Linked DNA regions of Mus musculus: regions 1, 3 and 4 are each linked to region 2. Evidence: chromatin loops called from intact Hi-C (ENCODE). Cell type or tissue: left cerebral cortex. All regions are shown on one strand. Region 1 has its middle 75 kb from the start of Ipmk. Region 2 holds the start of Zwint (ZW10 interactor). Region 3 has its middle 47 kb from the start of Gm34486. Region 4 overlaps Gm40690 (a long non-coding RNA gene).

The links. A loop is a pair of places that touch in the nucleus more often than their neighbours do. Peaks named below come from ENCODE experiments on the same cell type or tissue, not always from the same donor. Only the 100,000 strongest peaks of a DNase experiment are listed, where the experiment ranks them.
Region 1: it touches region 2 in a loop (2.6-fold over the local background); 2 of 42 quality-filtered maps call a loop at or near these places.
Region 3: it touches region 2 in a loop (2.6-fold over the local background); 2 of 42 quality-filtered maps call a loop at or near these places.
Region 4: it touches region 2 in a loop (2.3-fold over the local background); 3 of 42 quality-filtered maps call a loop at or near these places.

The regions. Positions count from the first base shown.
Region 1 is chr10:71,420,437-71,425,436 of GRCm38, reverse strand. No RefSeq gene overlaps it. Among named protein-coding and RNA genes, the nearest start is that of Ipmk, 75 kb to the right of the region's middle. In left cerebral cortex, CTCF peaks have their summits at 2,642 (motif pointing left) and 3,598; a DNase peak (open chromatin) is centred at 2,613.
Region 2 is chr10:72,651,931-72,656,930 of GRCm38, reverse strand. Zwint (ZW10 interactor) reads right to left here and starts at 2,085. Exons shown (of 8, transcript NM_001293683.1): 1 at 1,954-2,085; 2 at 858-948; 3 at 570-693; 4 at 235-401; 5 at 58-114. The coding sequence starts at 2,012. In left cerebral cortex, no CTCF peak of the experiment used is centred here; DNase peaks (open chromatin) are centred at 554, 1,599, 2,135 and 2,720; H3K4me3 peaks cover 2,689 bases; H3K27ac peaks cover 2,277 bases.
Region 3 is chr10:71,477,826-71,482,825 of GRCm38, reverse strand. No RefSeq gene overlaps it. Among named protein-coding and RNA genes, the nearest start is that of Gm34486, 47 kb to the left of the region's middle. In left cerebral cortex, a CTCF peak has its summit at 2,702 (motif pointing left); a DNase peak (open chromatin) is centred at 2,696.
Region 4 is chr10:71,975,258-71,980,257 of GRCm38, reverse strand. The region is part of intron 2 of Gm40690 (a long non-coding RNA gene); the gene reads right to left. It also overlaps the pseudogene 1700049L16Rik. Among named protein-coding and RNA genes, the nearest start is that of Gm40690, 15 kb to the right of the region's middle. In left cerebral cortex, a CTCF peak has its summit at 2,030 (motif pointing left); a DNase peak (open chromatin) is centred at 2,025.

The sequences.
Region 1 (5,000 bases), 1.2 Mb after region 2:
GCTCAACTGAAATTTCCCTCCACGACGCTGACTGATTTTCGGGGTCATTGCCTCAGGCTGGGTGATCGCTCACAGCACACTTTTATTCTCTTCTCGAGGCATCTTAGAGATGCCATTCAGTGTGACCTCCATGAAGAGGACCCTCTGCTTTGCCAGGGACCTGGACGGTATCAATGCCCCTGTGCAGTGTGCCTCTAACAGTGACGGAGAGTGACTCGCGTCCCACCCAGGGGAGTGCCACCCGAAACTTGATTCTTCCTCACCAAGCAGTAAGCCTAGGACACCGTGGCAAGTTTGTAAAACACACTAGATATGCTTTATGGACTCCACATCTACTAATCATATTCCTCCCTCTGCTGTGTCAGCCCTCCAAACTCAGTGAACTTCCACGCCCCCACACACTGCAGCTCTCCCCTCCGGAAGATGTACGACCCTAAACTTCTGTGAACACCACCCAGCCCAGAGCTTCACGCCCCACACTTTGTTGATTGCTTCTGGGAGTATCATAAACAACGCAGAAGTGTGCTGCTAACCTCTGAAGGTGGCACCCACACTTTAACCCTGGAGATGCGAAGAGGAACCTGTGACGACACAGAAATATCTTACTGGTCTAACCAGAAACACGTATGTGGGGTGCAGAGTTCTTTGTGTGATCCTGAAGACACAGCTGTGGGCTGCTAGGCTATCCAGTTAAAGCTGAGACAAAGGCAGAGAGATAGAGAGATAGATAGAGAGATAGAGAGATAATTCATAGGTAGATACATAGTTATAAAAGATGATTCATAGATAGACATAATTGATAGATATATAATTGAATATAGATAGATGATAGATAGATATAATAGATACATGATAAATACATAGATACATAGTTATAATAGATTATTTATAGATAGATACATAAAGTTGATAGATATATAGAGGTATAACTGGTAGGTACATAGATAGTTATAAAAGATGATTCATAGATAAATAGATAGATAGATAGATATAATTGATAGATATATGAGATATAATTGATAAATAGATGATAGATATAATAGATGATAGATACAGAGATACAGAGATAGTTATAACAGATTATTCATAGACAGATACATATAATTGATAGATATATAATGTAATTGATAGATACATAGTTATAATAGATGATTCATAGATAAATAGATAGGAAGATATAATTGCTAGATATATAAAGATATAATTGATTGATAGATATATAGATAAATAGTAAATATAATAGCTAGATGATAGATTCATGGATACATAGTTATAATAGATGATTCATAGATAGATAGATAGATAGATAGATAGATAGATAGATAGATAGAATTGATAGGGATATAATTAATAGAATATAGATACATAGATAGTTATAATAGATAATTCATAGGTAGATACATATAATTGATAGATAAAGAGATCAATTGATAGATGTTTGATATACTAGATAGAGGACAGATAGATAATAGGTAGATATAATGTATAATATGCTGTATGTGTATGCCTCTGTGTGTGTGTGTGTGTGTGTGTGTATGAGTGTGTGTGTGTGAGTGTGTGTGTGAGAGTGAGTGTGTGTGTGTGAGTGTGTGGGTGGGTGTGGGTGGGTGGTTGTGAGAGTATGTGTGTGAGTGTGTGTGTGTGTATGCCTGTGTGTGTGTGAGTGTGTGTGTGTGTTTATGCCTGTGTGTGTGAGTGTGTGTGAGTGTGTATGAGTGTGAGTGTGTGTGTGTGAGTGTATGCCTGTGTGTGTGTGTGAGTGTGTGTGTGTGAGTGTATGCCTGTGTGTGTGTGTGAGTGTGTGTGTGTGAGTGTATGCCTGTGTGTGTGAGTGTGTGTGTGTGTAGGACAGAGGTCCATGCTGAGCATTTTCCGCAAATGTTTTCTTTTCCAATTTACTCTATGTTACTGTAATTTTTTTAAAAACCCTCTGGCCAAAAGCAACTTTGGGGAGGAAGGACTTACTTGGCTTACACTTCCAAGACATAGTGCATCATTGAGGGAAGTCAGGGCACAGCACTCAGGCAGAAACTGTTTGCTGGCTAGCTCTCAGCTCACAATCACTTAGCTTTCTTATAAGCCCAGGACCACCTGCCTAGGAATGGTGCCACCCAGAGTGGGCTGGAACCTCCTCATCAATTAACAATCAAGACCGCTCCCAACACTCATCCCCATAGATCCACGGAGACTCTTCTCAAGTTGTTCTCACGGTGACAACTTGAGATACTGCTGACTAGAACAAGGTCTTTCAGTCTGAAGCAGATCAATTAGGCTAGGTTGTCTGGCCATTGAGCTCCAGGGATCTGCCTGCCTCTGCCTCCCAACATTTCTGTTACCTCAGGGCTCTAAATTCACATTTAATCTGTCTCCAACTCTTCACCACTGAGGAGCAGGAGGTCGGGATCCCGTGACTTTATTCCATTACCGAAATGAATTGAAAGACTACACAAAATCATCCCCAGCCAAGCCATCAATAACGTGAAAACATGCTCCCTGGGGACCGAAAATAGATGACTGCTTCAGTGTGAACATCCTGTGTGGGGAATGACTCTTAATTAAAAGAGCCATCTTCCCTATTAAGCGGTGGCTGCAAACTTGCTCACCAACTTTTAACAAGAGCATGCCTGCCACCTAGTGTCCAAAGCCTGAATAACACCCTCTGGCATTCAGAGGACCGTTTCAATTTTCTGGTGGCTAAAGGCCATGCAGGCGGCTATAGGGATAATGAAAAGTGACGTTCCTGCTTAAAATCTATAAATACACAGTCACGCCATTATAATAAGTTAGGCATTTATTGAAGTCTGTGAGAAATGCATCTAGCTAGGCACGATGATGCACAACTGTAGTCCCCAAGCTTAGGGAGCTGAAGCATGGGGGTCCTAACTTTGAGAGCAGTCCAAAACAATTAATGAGATTCTGTCAACTCTATGATGGAGGGTAGTTACAGACGGGAGCTGCAGGCTTCAATCTAAACTTGAGTGTGTTCTAGGTGAACTCCAGTAGGCTGCTTAGTGTCTTAGAAAATTAGTTTCTCATCTTTAAAAAATGGTATAATAATATTATTAATGATAATAATAATAATAATAATAATAATAATAATAATAATTTAGGATAACTATGAAATCCGCTCACCTATCTCACAGCCTGCACCATCAGACAGTGGTAGGGGGACCTCTAGGTCTACCAAGTATGTGAGGAACCCAACATTCTGTCCCTGGTACCGTAAGTCACCTTGCCTATACACAGGACAAAAAGTAAAGATTTTGCAGAATCCAGGACAGCATATTTTTTTTAAAGATTTATTTATTGTTATGCATAAGTACACTGTAGCTGTCTTCAGGCGCATCAGAAGAGGGCATCAGATCTCATTGTGGATGGTTGAGGGCCTCCATGTGGTTGCTGGGATTCGAACTCAGGACCTTCGGAAGAGCAGTCAGTGCTCTTACCTGCTGAGCCATCTCACCAGCCCCGCCAGCATATGTTAAACATTAGATGCATTTGTGTTCATATAGCTCAATAAAAATAATAATTTCCATGATATAGACGCATGTGAGCAAGAACCCAACAGAGATTCTGCCCACTAGTGGAAGGGAGTGAACAGCAGCCTGTCAGCCTACACCCTTCGATCAGTAAGATTCCAGTCTACCATTCATTCACAAGCCACATTCCTACTGTCATCATAGCAAGTTCTCCTCTGTGCACCTCCCCCACCCACCCCCGGGGGTGGGAGGGGCCATGACGGGATGGGGGAGGGGCCAAAGCATGTCCAAAGCCTTCCTCTACCTCAGCTAGCCTTGCAAACTCAACCCCTACTGATTCTTGTTGTCACAAGTCTTCCTTCCTAATCTGCCATCTGTCTACCTACTAGGAAAATGCCCCGTCCTGGGGGCCAGAGAGATGCTCATCAGAGAAAGGTGCTTGCCTCCAAGAGATGTGGTGGAAGGAGAGGACCAAGTTCTCCAAGATCTCCTCTGACCTTCACAGGAATGATGTGGAACACACACACACACACACACACACACACACTTTTCTGCTCCTTTACTTACTAGAGTCTTAGCCCTACAGGGATCTTGCTAATCCTCCCAGCTTATGCAAATGGCCCCCACAGTTTTCTGGCTTCAGTTTTGTCCTATCTCCTTTAGGGGAACTTCATCATGCCACCACTGCCTGGAGACGCTGACCACAGAACTCTGACCTCCAGCCTGAGTTGGCTTCACTTGAATGTTCACAGGTGGGTGGGTGTGCAAATGTGCGCTTCCATTGTGCTGGTGCCCCTTTAGGACACGACTCTCATTTTCAACTCAATGTTAAGACACAGTCATTGAGAATGTAAGCTGTGTGGATACAGTGCCCCACGTTGCATCCTTGTTAGCATCCATGTTGAGCTTGAAGTCGTTGTTCAAGCATGCTCGTGCACAAAACTAAAGAAACAAACACTATTGAAAGGAATTCCACGAGTCAAGCACTCTAGACCTTTCTACACGCAGTATCTGAAGCATAAAATCCACCCGGGAAGGTAAATGTTCCTTTTTCCTTATGAGTATGGAAAATTACTATCCAAAGACCTTAAACAATTTTTCCAAAGAAATGGTCAAATTCAAATCAGAGCTTGCAGATCTGTCTCTAAATGTGGTGTGTTGTAGCATGTAATGGTTGACATATACTTGGCCCAGGGAGTGACACTATTAGAAGGTGTGGACCTGTTGGAGTAGGCGTTGCCTCGTTGGAATGGGTGTGACTTTGTTGGAGTGGGCGTGGCCTTGTTGCAGTGGGTGTGGCCTTATTGGAGGAAGTGTGTCGCTGTGGGTGTGGGCTTTAAGACAAAAAGACCACCAACAGATTGGGAAAGGATCTTTACCTATCCTAAATCAGATAGGGGACTAATATCCAACATATGTAAAGAACTCAAGAAGGTGGACTTCAGAAAATCAAATAACCCCATTAAAAAATGGGGCTCAGAACTGAACAAAGAATTCTCACCTGAGGAATACCGAATGGCA
Region 2 (5,000 bases):
CAGAGATACCTTGTCACTTCAAGACAGAGAAGAGCCTAGAGAGAAGTCAGAGCCCACCTGTTGCAGTACCCACTGCTTCTGAGCCAGCTGAAGTTTCTCCTCAAGGACTCGCTTCTGCAGGGAGAGAAAGGACATTCCTTCTTAGGGTTGATTTGAGGAGAGAGCATCGAGGTCCAACCCAGCTTCCCCTCCCCTTCCTCCAGTCCTGCATCCCCTCAGGTTCTCTAGGTATACCTTAGCCTCGAGTTGCTCAAAAGCCTTCTGAAGCTCTGTGTACTTCCTGTGAGCCTCTTTAACCTGGGGTAAGGCCTCAGACAGGGCACATTTTATGACATCCACGTGATCCATGTATGTGGCCTTCATGTCCTTCCACTGCTCCTTAGTTTCAGTTGCCTTTTGCCCTAAGGTGGGCCACAAAGAACAAGAACACGAGTGAGTCATGCCTGCAGCCAGCCTTCTAGAGCTCTCGTTCACAGCCTTCCTTCCCATGAGGCAGACACAGGCATGGCTCACATCTTCCCGCTTCAACCATTCAGCCCACACCCTACCTACAACCCAAGCCTACTCACGACTGGCATCTTCAGAAGCCAGAGCATCAGGGCTCTGCTCAGTGTCCTCCTGAGCCAGAAAAGTCTGTAAGAAGTTCACTACTTGAAGCTGGCTACAGAGCAGTTTGTCTTTCTTCCGCGAGTTCTGTTTACCGTGGGGACAGAAGCAGGGATTAGTCTTCCCTTCTGATACTAGAGACCAGCCATTTTGTTCTTCCCCATTGCTGCCCACTATTTCAAGAGGCTATCCCAGGACCAGCCCCGCCCCCTGTCTTCTGAAACGCTGGGTCCCACTTTGCACATACATACCCTCATAAACTCCTCCATGATCTTGGCAGGCAGCTCTGCTTCTTCCTGCAAGCCTACAGGTTCTAGAATGGCTGCTGCCTCAGCCAGAACCCTGTAAGGCATGAGTGAGATTGTGCTATGGTACCACACGAGCTCGAAGGAACATATGCAGTGGCATCTATGTCAGGAGGGTGCCAATGCTCAGAGGCTACCCAAGGGTCTTAAGGGACTTTAGGCTGAGATCAGAAACACCATGTACCTGGACAACATACAGTAGCAACTAAGCGCCATGAGGAAATCACCTGAAATACTGGAGGATAGGGACTGTGCAGACATGACTACATGTTTAAATAGGGGGGGTCACAATGGGTAAAAACTCGATGAATCCGTCTGAAAGCAGCAGGGGCATATATACAGAAACAGAGAAAAGCCAAAGTTCAGGCAAGCCTTGGAAGACATGCTAGTAATGGCTGATCTCAGAACGTATGATGTGTAACCCACCCAGCCTTTCCAGATTGGCTGGAACAATCCACTAGAGGACAGAGATACAGATAAAAAAATACTAAAGAAGAAGGTTGTGACAGAAGGTCCTAGAATGGTAAAGGGTTGGTTACGACATCTGTAATGGAGCTGGCTTTTTTAGAATACTACGCCACAGGGCTCAGGGTGGGTGAGGTAATGTCCCTCAAAGGCAGCATCCGACATAAGGTGACCTACGTCAGCCATCCAGATGTATCACTCCGCATACAGAAAGAAGTCCCTGCTTAGTCATACCCCTGCAGCAGAATGCCACAAAGACCCTAATAGGCATCATTCCAAAAAAGAGACGTTGTCACACAGTCAAATTCTGCACTCCTGAATTGAGGCGACATCAACCCTCAAAGGCCACACTCATGGAGTAGGATGACAGTCTTTTCGGGCTGCATTATCTTTTCTAATTGAAACTGCTCCTCGGGGCCTACACTCCAGAATCCAGGTGACATCGTCTCTTAGGGCCCGCACTCCTCAGCTAGGGTGACAAGATCCCTCAGAAGTCGCACTCCTGAACTAGGGCGCCACTGTCCCTCCGCCGCCACTGCCCGAGCCGCCGCCCCAGGCCCTCGCCTTCCACACTCACTCTTTCGTCGCAACAGCGTTGTTTTTCTCCGCAACAGCGTTTTTCTCCGCGTCCGCCATCGTTCTGTCGCTCACCACGCCTTTGGATTCTCCTGGACTGCCCGCCTAGGTCGAGATTGGTTTCTGGGTAAGTGGGCAGGACTTTAAATGACGTCACCTCTTTTCATTGGCCGGAGTCGATTCCGGTCCCGCCCCCGTACGCAAGCGTAGGCGGTTTTTCGGTTCTGGGGGCTGGCTGGAGGTTCTGAGCCTGCGCAGTAGGAAGCACTGATAGCTGAAGGCCAGACAGTGAGAAAGCAAAATTTGGTGGGTGCAGACACCGGAAAAAGGCTATTATCTGTTCCAGTAGTCACGCTTTCCTATTAAATGTACTGCTGCGGAAGAAAGGAGGTGGGCCTCTCCTCCACGACGCTGAAGAATACTGATCTTATAAGTAAATACTATATGAGTTCAAAACATTGTGCTTTTAAAGACCTTAATCAGAGATCCCAGTTGGGTCTCTTGTGTGGACAAGTCCCAGCTGAAACTGAGGGTGGGCGTTGGTCGCCAGAGTGCAGGAGGGAGAGAAAGAAGGCTGCACCTAGAGAACCCAGAGCCAGCAGCTTTCTGAAATACTCTGCTGAATCCTGAGCTGTATCTGAGGAAATTTCCTGAAGGGAATTTTAAAGATGCTTTGGAGATTAAAGCAGAGTCGATATTAGATACCATTTTCACAGATTGGTATTGAAGAATGCCTACTCAATGGTGAGCAGATACACCACTGAGAAGTGTCGCCTTGCGACTGGCAATAAATAACCCTACCTACGTTGAGCACTGCTGTGGCACCATCTAACAGATTAAAGGAATGAGGCCTTAACAATCCCTTAAATGTGAGACCAACTAGACTGCAATAATGAAGATGAGGTTACAAAAAAAAAAAAAAAAAAAAAAAAATCACCAAGCAGTAGGTTCGGCTTACAATTCCTGATCTTTGCTTAGTCATTCCCAGGCATGACTAAAAGAAAATTCATTATTAGATGAATAAGTCACTGTTTAGAACAGAAATGGATGTTAAGACATCAGACAAGCAGAACATCTTTGTGTTCCAGAGAAGGAGTAAACAGAAACCAAGATGTGCTACAGATGTGGGCAAGAGGAACTCTCATGTTACTGCTGGGTGTGTTTTGAAAACAATGTTTCCTCAAAGGGTTAAACATAGAATTACTGGATGATCTATAATTTTCCAAGTATAATTACAAAGGAAATTAACATATAAACACAAAAATGCACACAACACACGAAATCTGTAAGAGCCAAAAGTAGAACAAACCTGTCATGACACAAGGAATGAGAAGAACTACTGTAAATGGAATACAAATTTATAATAACCAAAAATGGGGTATTATTGTATGGGAATCTAGCAATGAACCTTGAAAAAATGAAGCCAGGTAAACAAAATTGCAGATTTGATTCTTTCTTTCTTTCTTTCTTTCTTTCTTTCTTTCTTTCTTTCTTTTTCTTTTTTCTATCTTTCTTTCCTTTTTTTTTTTTTTCCTTGTGTTTTTCCAGACAGGGTTTCTCTGTATAGTTCTGGCTGTCCTGGAACTCACTCTGTAGACCAGGCTGGCCTCAAACTCAGAAATCTGCCTGCTTCTGTCTCCCAAGCACTGGGATTAAAGGCGTGCACCACCACTGCCCGGCCTGATTATTTCTTTTATGTAAAATATACAAATAAGGCAAATCAATGAAAGCAGAGAGTGAATTAATACTTGACCAATAGATAGGAGAGGGAAGAGAAAGTAAGGTAAGGAGAAATCATTGAGAGGAACTGGAAAGGCATAGTGTCTTTTAAAGGGTTTAATAGAAATATTCTAAAATTAGATTACGGTGAATGTTGAACAAGATATATAAAAGGTTATTTTTATGCTAGAAACAAATGTCATAAAGCTGTTACTTATAGATGTGACACTAGACAAAGACCCGCCAACCTTATCAAGATGGACATTGTAATATGTGAAATTTGATGGCCTCGGTGGCAGATTAAACATGGAAATCAAATTAATAAGCTTTAAAGCATAGGAACCACGCAAAATGAGCATCTTTTTAAACAAATGAAACAACTTGGGTCCAACACTAGTAAACTGAGACACAAGTTCTTACAGCTTAATATCCTTTTAAATAAAGATCCTGAGTGCAAGACAATGAGGTAAGAAAAAAAAAAAAAAGCAAAGAAACAATGCAAAGACTCACAACAACCCCCACATGGAAATTTAATTATAAATCCAAAACTACCAAAACACCTCAAATCATTTTGTTGCGATTTCAACAACATTTTGTTGGATTTTGCAACTGTCATGGATCATAATGTAAATATTCGTGGTTTCGATTAATCTTAGGCGATCTCCATGAAGGGGGTCATTTTGAAACCCCTGAAAGAGTTGTGAGCCCCACAGGTTGAGAACCACTGCCCTAACACAAGAACCATGAATGAAATGGTCACTGCGTACCATAATTACTTAACTTAATCCAAGACCATTAATAAAAAGAAAATACCATAAGCAGATGGCAAAAGAAGGAAAACAGCTGCATGTAGAAAAACAAAATAATGAATATAGGAAGCATTTTGTTAGATATACTCAAGTAAAGAAGAGGAGGGAAAGGAACTTCAAAGAAAAAGCAAATTGACCTTGGTTTCTATATGCAGCAAATAGTCTTCAAAACTGACAGGTAACTAGAGGCATTTTTAGCCTGGAAGTAGAAGTGATTTTTTTTTCCAGATTCACACTCTATAAGAAAGATAAAATGCATTAGGTATATGGAAAAGTGACATCTGCAAATGTGAATATGTACAGAAGAGTAGAAAGTACCAGATATGGTAGCTATGTGAGGAAATACGTCTTTTCTTAATATTAAACATTTATAAAATATTAATGGATAGGTTCAGACAAGGAACAGATGTGGTAATACACACAGATTTCTAAAATATGCTCTAGTCTTAAGACCCAGCACTTAAAATGCCCAGCACTTTAGATCTTAATGTTATCTAAGTATGTCCTCTAGTCAAAGCCC
Region 3 (5,000 bases), 1.2 Mb after region 2:
CCTAAGTCAAGGCATTTTTTTTCACATAGACCAGAAGAAATGGCAGGCAGAGAATAGCATCCTGGAGAAGGTGCTGCCTTCTCGTGCTGTCTGGACAGCTTGACATGCTGTCCTATGACATGTGGGGTTCACAAAAGGTGAACTGGTGGAAAACAGAGGTCCATTCGGACCTTCCAAAGGCATTGATTTACTCGTAGTTGAAGGGGTGTTAGGTTAGACGTAAAGGTGGGCATTGAGTGGCTAAGGAGGAAACAAATGCTCTCAGGTTTACTGTTCTTGAGTCGGGGAACCTGGGGAAAATGGAGCCGATAAACGAGGTAATAGCCAACTTTATTCAGAGCATCAGACAATTTATATTCCAAGGGTTAAGAATCACTGGGGGGAGGGGGGGTGCTGGAGAGATGGCTCTGCGGATAAGAGCACTGACTGCTCTTCCAGAGGTCCTGAGTTCGATTCCCAGCAACCACATGGTGGCTCACAACCATCTGTAATGGGATCCAATGCCCTCTTCTGGTGTGTCTGAAGATAGCTACAGTGTACTTGTATACATAAAATAAGTAAATAAATCAAGAAGAAGAAGAAGAAGAAGAAGAAGAAGAAGAAGAAGAAGAAGAAGAAGAAGAAGAAGAAGAAGAAGAAGAAGAAGAAAAAGAGGAGGAGGAGGAGGAGGAGGAAGAGGAGGAGGAGGAGGAGGAAGAGGAGGAGGAGGAGGAGGAGGAGGAGGAGGAAAAGAGGAAGAAGAAGAGGAAGAAGAGAAGATCCTATCTGCCACACCAGGGGACTAGAGCACATTCCAAGAACATTTCTGTGTTTTAAAGAAACTGGGCACACAGGACTCTGGTCTTATTTTCTTGACATGTCCATGCAGATGCTCAGAATTCCCTTCAAGTTACTCTGTTCTTGGACCGTTGTCTAGCACCAGCCCAAGATAATTTGGCTCTAGATCGACAACATTCTACCTTTCTAGAATCATGAGGTTCTTTCTAATCAGTAAATCTGCTTCACTGAATCTTTAACAAGGTATGGCTTTTCTAGAAACTTCACATGAAGTTGAATGAAATTACTAGTGTTGCCAGAGTCTAAGGACTCTCTTGCTCACCATTCAATCAGAAACCCAAGAAAATGAAAGAAGTTTATCTCCAAGTCAGGTCCTAAAGAGAGGCAAGCCTACATCTCAAATCGCTTTCTCGGGGAGTCTTGGGATACAAAGAATATAAGGAGAGTACAGACACGCAGTAGGTGGCGAGTCGATGCACTGGGTAGGGTCTTTGTCACCCACAGGAGTGTCTTCTCACTCTACCCTGGGGAAATCCTCACAGTTTGCTCTCCTGAGCCTGGAGATGAGCCTGCCTCTCTCCTGCAGCAGAAAGGGCCAACAGGAAACAGCGCGAATCTGAGCTAGCTTTAAATGAACCCTTCTAATTCAGAAACGTCAAAAACCTTCACCCAAAGGCCACCACCTCATCTACACCTCGGCAGTTTTTTTTCACCTATCATTGTTTTTGTTTACTGCACTCATTTTGTTTCTAGGGATGCCCCTAGGACCGCCTGTGTGCTAGGCAAGGTCCCCAACGCTGAGTCCCTTTTTCACTTCACGTTTTGAGACAAGAGTCTCACTGAGCTAGCTGCTCAAGGTGCCCTTCAACTGGCTCTGCAAACCAGGTGGGCCTTGAGCTTTCTGTCCTCTTGCCTCCTGTAGCTGGGGTGGCAAGCTTGTGCCCGCCGGCTGGTTCTCCATTCTCGAACATCAGAAACGCTGGAGCGGTTTTTATTAGAAAAGTCCAGAAATCTTTCCAATTTATTTTTCCGAGCTATAATTTGTTTCCCACCCTCCCCACCCCCCAAAAAATACACGTTTGAAGTGTTTTAAGCAGAATCTGGTCATCTCAACCCATTTTATTTTTTTTTTCCCATTCTAAAATAGTTTATTATTTTACATGAATAAAATCTAAAAACAATAGATATAAGCACAAAAACTTTAAAGTTTCCCTTGATTATAAATTGAAACATACACTCATATATGCATTACTTAATAAACATATAGGCATAATTGATCACAGGATATTATAATGAAAATAATTTTAAATATTCTTTTCGTAGATGAGGAATTGACACACAACTGTTAGATTTTTTCTGAATATCCAACATACTAAAAGGAGGGCTTGCCTCCTGTGGCATGTAGTCTTTTTCTGCGAAGAATGGGGTAATACACTATAGAGTGAAGAATCATTTGAAGATGACTCAGAATGTATTACAGGAAATAAGGAGGGCATGTTTAAATTACTTATAAGAGAAAGTGTCCTAAAAGCAAGAACAATTCAACAATGGAATAGCTATCAAAGAGGTCATTGAAGAAGCATCAATAAGACATTCCAAAGGAGATTAAACATAATTCTAAAGGGAGTAATATAAGTGCCTGGCAATAACATCCACTAGCTACAGAGGTCTGAATACAATGACCTGTCATTTTCCCCACAGCCCTTGTGTCTATGATTCACGTAAAATAATCATGAGAGCAAATAGAGACAAGGTGAGCATCAAAGAGGGGATAGGATGAGACAAAGCAGGACCACAGAAGTGGCATGGCAGCATGGAAGATTCAACCCATTTTAGAATCCAGCTTTCTCCCAAAGTTTCAGCCTGAGAGACGGGCGAGACGGGAATAACGTTGCATGCACCCAGAGTGCCACCTAGTGTCTGGAAGTGGAAGTGACAGTCTCCAGTCCGCAGGGCTTAGTTTAGCTGAAAAACCAGCCAGGTGTTCTTTCCCTTGAGCAAAGCGGGCAATTAGGTTGTCAGAGAATCTGCAGGCATGGTGAACTTAAACAGTTGGGGATTTCTTGGGTATTTAGGGTGTAATTATATAATTAAAGTATATGCTTTACGTTCTAGTTAGAGCATAAGGGCTCAATAAGTATCAGGGTCATCTATAATATAATTTATATACAGAGATAATATAATTATATAAACGTTATATAATTATATAATTAAATTATATAGTATATGTTTTAGTTAGAAAGTAAGTGCTCAATAAACATCAGCTTAATACATAATATAATAATATAATTTATATATGTATATAAATTATATAATTGTATAATTATATAACCAGTATTAAATTATATAGTACATGCTTTATGTTCTACTTAGAGCATAAGTGCCCAATTAATATCAGCTTCATCCATAATATAATAATATAATTTTATATATTATATAATTTATATAATATATCATATTATTAATGTTATATAATTATACAACTAAGTTATATAGAATAGCATATCCTTTATGTTCTACTTAGACCATAAGTGCTCAGTAAATATCAGCTTCATCCGAAAGGGAGTCCCAGTTGCACATATCTTACCATCGTGTTAAAAGAGAAGAAGAAAGAGGACCACCCCTGCCCTATTCCAATGACTCTGTCTCCTGGTCACCCACAGGGTCCAGTCTTCCTCTCCTGCAGCTGCTGCTGCTTTCTGGCAGCCTGACGCTATCACTGTCTCTACAGTATCAACTATGTCTCTTCTGAACCCTGTCCCCATCACTAACCGCCCCTCCCGTGACCCTTCAAGTGAGAGAGAATGGTCGTCCTGACACCCAAGATCACAGTAAAGCTGACACCTCCCCGTTCCCATCACCCACCGCCCCTGCTCCCCGCCACCCCAACCCCAACACCCCCCCCCATCTCTCCCACTGGGTCCACAGAGACACCCAAGCTCCCACCCAATGCCATCTGCATGCCATAGCCAGGGATCTTCTCCTGCCATTCTCTCCCTGTTTGGTTTAGTTTCATTTCTGAGACACAGTCTCACTATGTAGCCCAGAGTCTCATTACGTAGCTAGAACCAAACTCTAAATCCTCCTGCCTCGGCCTCCAGCGTGTCGTCGATGTTATAGACAAGCCAGAGTCGCCCAGCTTCCTATCCAATCTCCAAAATGTGTTTCTTCATGACAGCGTCTTTTAGTCCCCAGAGCTCATGTAGTATTTTTCTCTTTTTATTCAATGTAGGCTTCTCTTGATATGCATGTCTTCTTATCTCACCTTTCAGTTACTTAATTAGCTTCTCCCCCTCCCCCTCCCCTGCTGGACTCCACATTGCTCAAGGGTGCCTGCTCATTTGCAAAGGGTGACAGAGCAGTCAGTACTTAACATAACAGCACAGGCTGCACATCCAAATTGCCTGGTGTAGCTCTCTGCCACTCGCTGCCTGAGTGCATCTGGCAAGCATAACTTCCTTAGGCTTTGTTTCTTGATCTGTAAATGTTCTATATTTAGAAAGGTTAACGCATGCCAATCCGAGGTCCACCTTTACCACACTGAATAACCATCCAGTTTTTTGGTTGGTACTTGAAGGCAATAGACGCCATATTTCAAAGTAAAGCCATCACAGAGCTCACAAGGTGGCGGGGAGGGTCGGAAACCAAATCAGCTTGGTAGCCAGAAAAATGGAAGATAAGGAAGACAGATTTTATGATGTGATAGAAATCTGTGAAATCAACCTTATCAAAAGCCTATCGCCGAGGAGGCCCCAGGAGTGAACTTAACGCTGTCGTTTAGCTGACTTGTGGTGCCGAGATGTTGTCTGAATAGTTAATGTCCATCCCCACAGATGAATGGTGCTCACAACCTTAATCAGAAAAGCTTTTCTTTGCAATGCGCAATGCTGGGTGAAGAGGCCACGCAGCTGCTCAGGTGCCGCAAACAAGCGAGGGCTGAGCCCCACCGCTCTATACCACCACATAAAGAGAAGAGCCGATGTGGGAACAGAAAGATCGGGAGAGAGGCTTGGAAATGCTGGCTTCCGGGCATGGCACAGCCGAGTGCTCATAGCAGCTGTGACTGTCTACAGTCGAGCCTCCCAAAACCATGTCTATGAATAATCAATCACGAAATGGGAAGGGGGCCGTCATCCTGCTCACCCCTGCTGAAGTAGTCCCTGCGGTCCTGACTCCTCCAGGATGGCAAGCGTTGCTTTAAAGAGGAATAGCTGCTGCCCTGG
Region 4 (5,000 bases), 680 kb after region 2:
CGACCTGAACGCAGCAACAAACGCCACACCCAGGGGAGAGCATGCAAAGAAACCGGAGCTAACACCTACAGTTGACAATCATGAGCCCAGACTGGGGCCAAGACCTCGCTCCCACAACAAAGTTCTGAACCCACCAGGAGGCAAATCCAGCATCTCCTTCTATTGAGAGGTTCCTGCTCTGCCTGTAACTAGATTGGACACTCAGAGACAGGGTATTGAATGTTAGTGTTTCCTTTAACCCGAATGAGTTAGGGGTGGGAGAGGGTTTGTCATGCACGTGGGATTGGCTGCTCATAGGCCTTGCTGTCATTGGAAGAGCTGCCCAGAGGACTGTGCCTTCTAGACTGCCAAGATATAAATCTTCGGTGAAAAACTGGGATGTTCTGCCTCCTCCTTCCTTGTTAGTTTGCTCTCTGTGAAACAGATCTGTAAAGTTGTGCGGAAGGCAGAAGAACTGGGACCCATTAGCAGAAGGATGCCAGGGTCTATCTTGTCCTTGGATCAGCAGTTTGCTGGTTGTTGAGCATCTAAGAATGGTTTGGTTGAGAAACAACCCAAACCACCTATTCCCTCACTGTAGGATAGAAGAGATGCAGAAACAGACACTCTTAAAGACAAAGCAGAGACTACATTAAGCCTTTCCTTTCAGGAAAAGCCTGTCACTAAATGCTTCCACCTCTCAGATACCTCTGAACCCTAATGTCTCCTCCTCCCAATATGTCACCTTATAGTATTGAAGCATGGTTGCTCCGTTTGGTTGCAGTCAACAGTAAATCAACCCACTATTTTCAGTCCTGTCCTGGGTAGAAGTTTAGGGGTTTTGTTTTTATTTTATTTAATCTTATTTTATTTTTAATTCATCAATCCTCTGAGTTGTCCCATGACCTCCTCCTAAAACCATGGTCAGGTCTGAGGTACAGTTGACTTAATATCTGGCATGCCAGGACTGCGTGTAGGTTATTCCTTTTGTCTATCTCATCAACCTTAAGCATAGGCCTTAGTGCTGCACCTGTGAGTGGATTCTCTCTGTTCATGGTTCTTCCTATACATAAGGTCTCTGGCCTCTGCAGGGCCATCCATGTCCAGGTATTGGGTAGATTCCTTTTCTCCTATATTGCTTTGTTCCTGCAGTTGGAAGGAAAGTCTGCTGAAGGATATTGGCTTGGCTTCTTTACCAAAGTCTGGGAAGATGTCCTTAGTATTAGCTTCTTATAAATACCTGTGCACTGCCTCAACACTTCGAGAAGTGCTACACCAAAGGTGTTCAGTTACACAAAAGAACAAAAGCTGCCCAAGCCGCCTCTAGAAAGCTTTAGACTTCTTGAGCTTGCTCATACACAGTGTTCCTTAGGCCAGGATTGTTTTTCAATAAGGTTACAGCTGTCACATGACAGCAGAGGTAACTGGGCTCTAAAGTCATGTCACTTCATCTATCAGGCAGATGTCCCTCCTGTTCAGCCCTTGAAGGGTTCCTTGCTCCCCTCTGGTGTGCATCTATGGAAAGGGCTTCTATGCCATGCTACCTTTGCTTCTCCCACCTACAGAGAGCTTCATAGCAGGTGCCAGAAATGTCCTTAAGACATTTTGGAAAAGTGGCGATCCTGTGGTCACACTCACACCGACCTACAAGTGCCTGCAGGAGCCACCTGCTCATCTCTGCTTCCTACCAGGTCTGTTGAGGGGTCTGACTGTGGCTTTGTCAACCAAAGAGTTCCCCGCTTCAGCCAGCCTGCATCCTGAAGCCAAGTAACATGTCTTACATGTATGTAATTCTCTAACAACTCAAACGAGTTGTGGTTCAGTCACTGTGAGGATCTCATTTAGAATTCAGAGGACTTTTCCACTTAAGAAAATGTCATACATGATGTTTGCTTTATTTAGCCCAGACACTAACTTCTTTAGCTTATAAGGAAATAATACGATGATAGAAATAAACCTTTTGTAGCTGTGCTCCTAAGTAGAAAATGATTCGTGAATTCCAAGTTAGATTTGTCAAGAAGGAATCTAACATAAAGCTCCAAGCTCCACCTGCTGGCCTGGATGGCTGGGAGGATATGGGGACCTGTGACAATAACCTACAGCAATGATTGCCTTCTTCATCTCTCCATCTTTCTATCTCTTCCACTACAAGTGGGCTCAAAGCCTAAATCTGTAACTTAGTCCTTAGCTAAATCCAGTGGTATTCAATTTTCACCTGCATTACGCCTTAAAACTTTTTAAAGTGCATTTGGTGCCAACATTTTTCTATTGCTATGTCTGAGCAAGAAACCTGTCCTTACATCATAATGTAACCTTGATAGGAATATTATGATATTTTTATGAGGCAAAACAGGTGAAAATTGTTGGATTAAACCTAGTATATATATCCATGGTTGCAAGAGTGAGCTCAGAGTATCCCTGGTTACAGATGTGAGCTCAAAGCATCCCTGGTTACAGATATGAGCTCAGAGGATCCCTAGTTACAGATGTATGCTCAGAGCATCCCTAGGTACAGAAGTGAGCTCAGAGTATCCCTGGCTGTACAAGTGAACTCAGAGCAAAGATGCATTGACTCAGGCTATGTACATCCTCAGGGACAGTATCACACTGAGACTGAATCCTAGCATTCAATTTTCCAGTGTGCCCAGAGCTCTGGGCAGGATTGTCAATTCCAGGGCAGTAGCTTAAAGGTTTTAAAGATCTAGGTCAAGGGGTACAGCTCACTGGGAAAGTGCTTGCCCACTATGCACATGTGAGATTTTGGGCTCTGTCACCCACCAGAGAAGGGAGAATCTTTTAAACTTTCAAAACTAAATCAACTCAAAAAGCTCTATTCTGTTCTTATCAAGACATAAGCTTTTCAGGAAAAGGCCATTTTTTTTCTTATTTTCCTATCATAGTAATCAGAGATTAGCACGCCTATGTTCGATCGATGTAAACATTTGTGCTCCCAAGATTGTTATTTATAGGAACGTTTTCTTTAAAAACTACATCTCCCTGAGCCTCAGCAAAGAGTACTTAGAATTAGGTGAAGAGAAAGTTTCCATATAGGTGTTAGTGTAGCACTCATGGTAAACATCACTCTGCTTAATTAAAAAGAAACCTTAGCTTTCAAAAAACAAAAACAAAAAAGAAAGAGAAAGAAGGAAGAAAGAGAGAGAGAGAGAGAGAGAGAGAGAGAGAGAGGGAGAGAGGGAGGGAGGGAGGGAGGGAGGAAGGGAGGGAGGAAGGGAGGGGAGAAGGAAGGAAGGAAGGAAGGAAGGAAGGAAGGGAGGGAGGGAGGGAGGGAGGGAGGGAGGGAGGGAGGGAGGGAGGGAGGGAGGGAGGGAGGGAGGGAGGGAGGGAGGAAGGAAGGAAGGAAGGAAGGAAGGAAGGAAGGAAGGAAGGAAGGAAGGAAGGAATTCCTGTGATTGGATGGTTTTATATACAAGGGAATAACTTCAGTTTTAAATTTGCACTTAGATAAAGTAAGACTTTAAAAAGTTAAGAAAAGGCTTTAGAAATACCATTTTTTGTGTGCTAAATTCTGAAGAATTATCCAACACTATGAAAAAGTTTCAGACTACAATTGAACTATAAACTCAAAAGCAACTATAATCCCATCATGATTAAAACTGCAGGAGCTTAAAGTTTGATTAAAATGAAATTATTTTTTGTCAGAATCCACAATATCTGTCAGCAAAAAAAAAAAAAATCACATTTTCATGTAGGAATTTAATGTCAAGCCAATTAACTGAGTTAGCTTTCCCTTTAAAATTCAGGCAAATTTGCAGTTCAGAGCCTGGTTCAAAGACTCACGTGTGCACACACAATCCAGGGTTACTGCTAAAAGGTTTATTCTTATTGATCCAGTGTTGAACCCTTATACATTCTGATTAAGATAAAAATGAGTTGAAATTAATTGAATACCAACATACTATTAATGCAAAGGATGTGTTGTTTGTCATTATTGTTGTTGAGGGATTTTTGTTGTTGTTTTGTTTTATCCTAGGACCTTGCTCTGGTCATTCTTTATGCAGGTCAGCGAAGAAACTGGGTCCTCTCCCACTTCAGAGAGGCATCAGTATTTTCCTATGTAGCTCCATCATGTCTCTAGTTTGAATACCTTTAGAATTCCTCACATCCTCACTGTTTCTTTGGACAAACTGTTGTTGAATTTGGGAGATGATTTTGTTGATTAATGAATGCTCTTACTGCTTTTGTTGAAAATGAATTTTTCTCATACACTATATTCTGATTATGATTTCCCCATCACCAGCTTCTCCCTACTGCCTTCCAATGCATGGTCTTTCTAGTTCTCTCAATAGAAAAAAAACAGACATCTAAAAAGGAAATTAATGCTACTACTACTACTACTACTAATAATAATAATAATAATAATAATAATAGTATTATAAAATAAAAACAAACCACCCAAACAGAGCAAAACAAACAGAAAAACGAGAATCCAAAGAAAATGCACCATAAATAAATGCCTTGTAGACACATACATTGGCATGCAAAGAAATACTCTAAAAGCATAAAATTGAAAACCACAATATATACATAAAAGACCTGAAGGGTTAGGAAAAGAAAGAAAAAATCCCAAACCAAGCATTTTTGAGACAGAGAAAAAAGGCTTCCCAATAAACAACTGAGAAAGTTTTATGTTTTGTTGGCCATGTACTTCTGGGCATGGGACCCGGCCTTAGGAGTGGTTTTATATCACTAGTGAGAGTCTGTTCAAGGATTTTCATTTGTGAGTGGTTATCAACTGGAGATAGCTTCTGGGTTAGAGATGGGAGCCTGTGTCCACTCTTAGCACTGGGACCACATCAGGCCCAAACATGTGCAGGACACGTGCGTGTTGCCACAGTCTCTGTGCATTGATATAGGCATCAGTCCTGCTGTGTTTAAAAGGCCTTGTTACCTTTGTGTCCTCAATCTTCTCTGGCTCTTACACTCTCTCTGCCTCCTCTTCTAGAAGGTTTCCTAACTCTGAGGGGGAGAGAATTGATGGAGACATCTCTTTTAGGACTGGG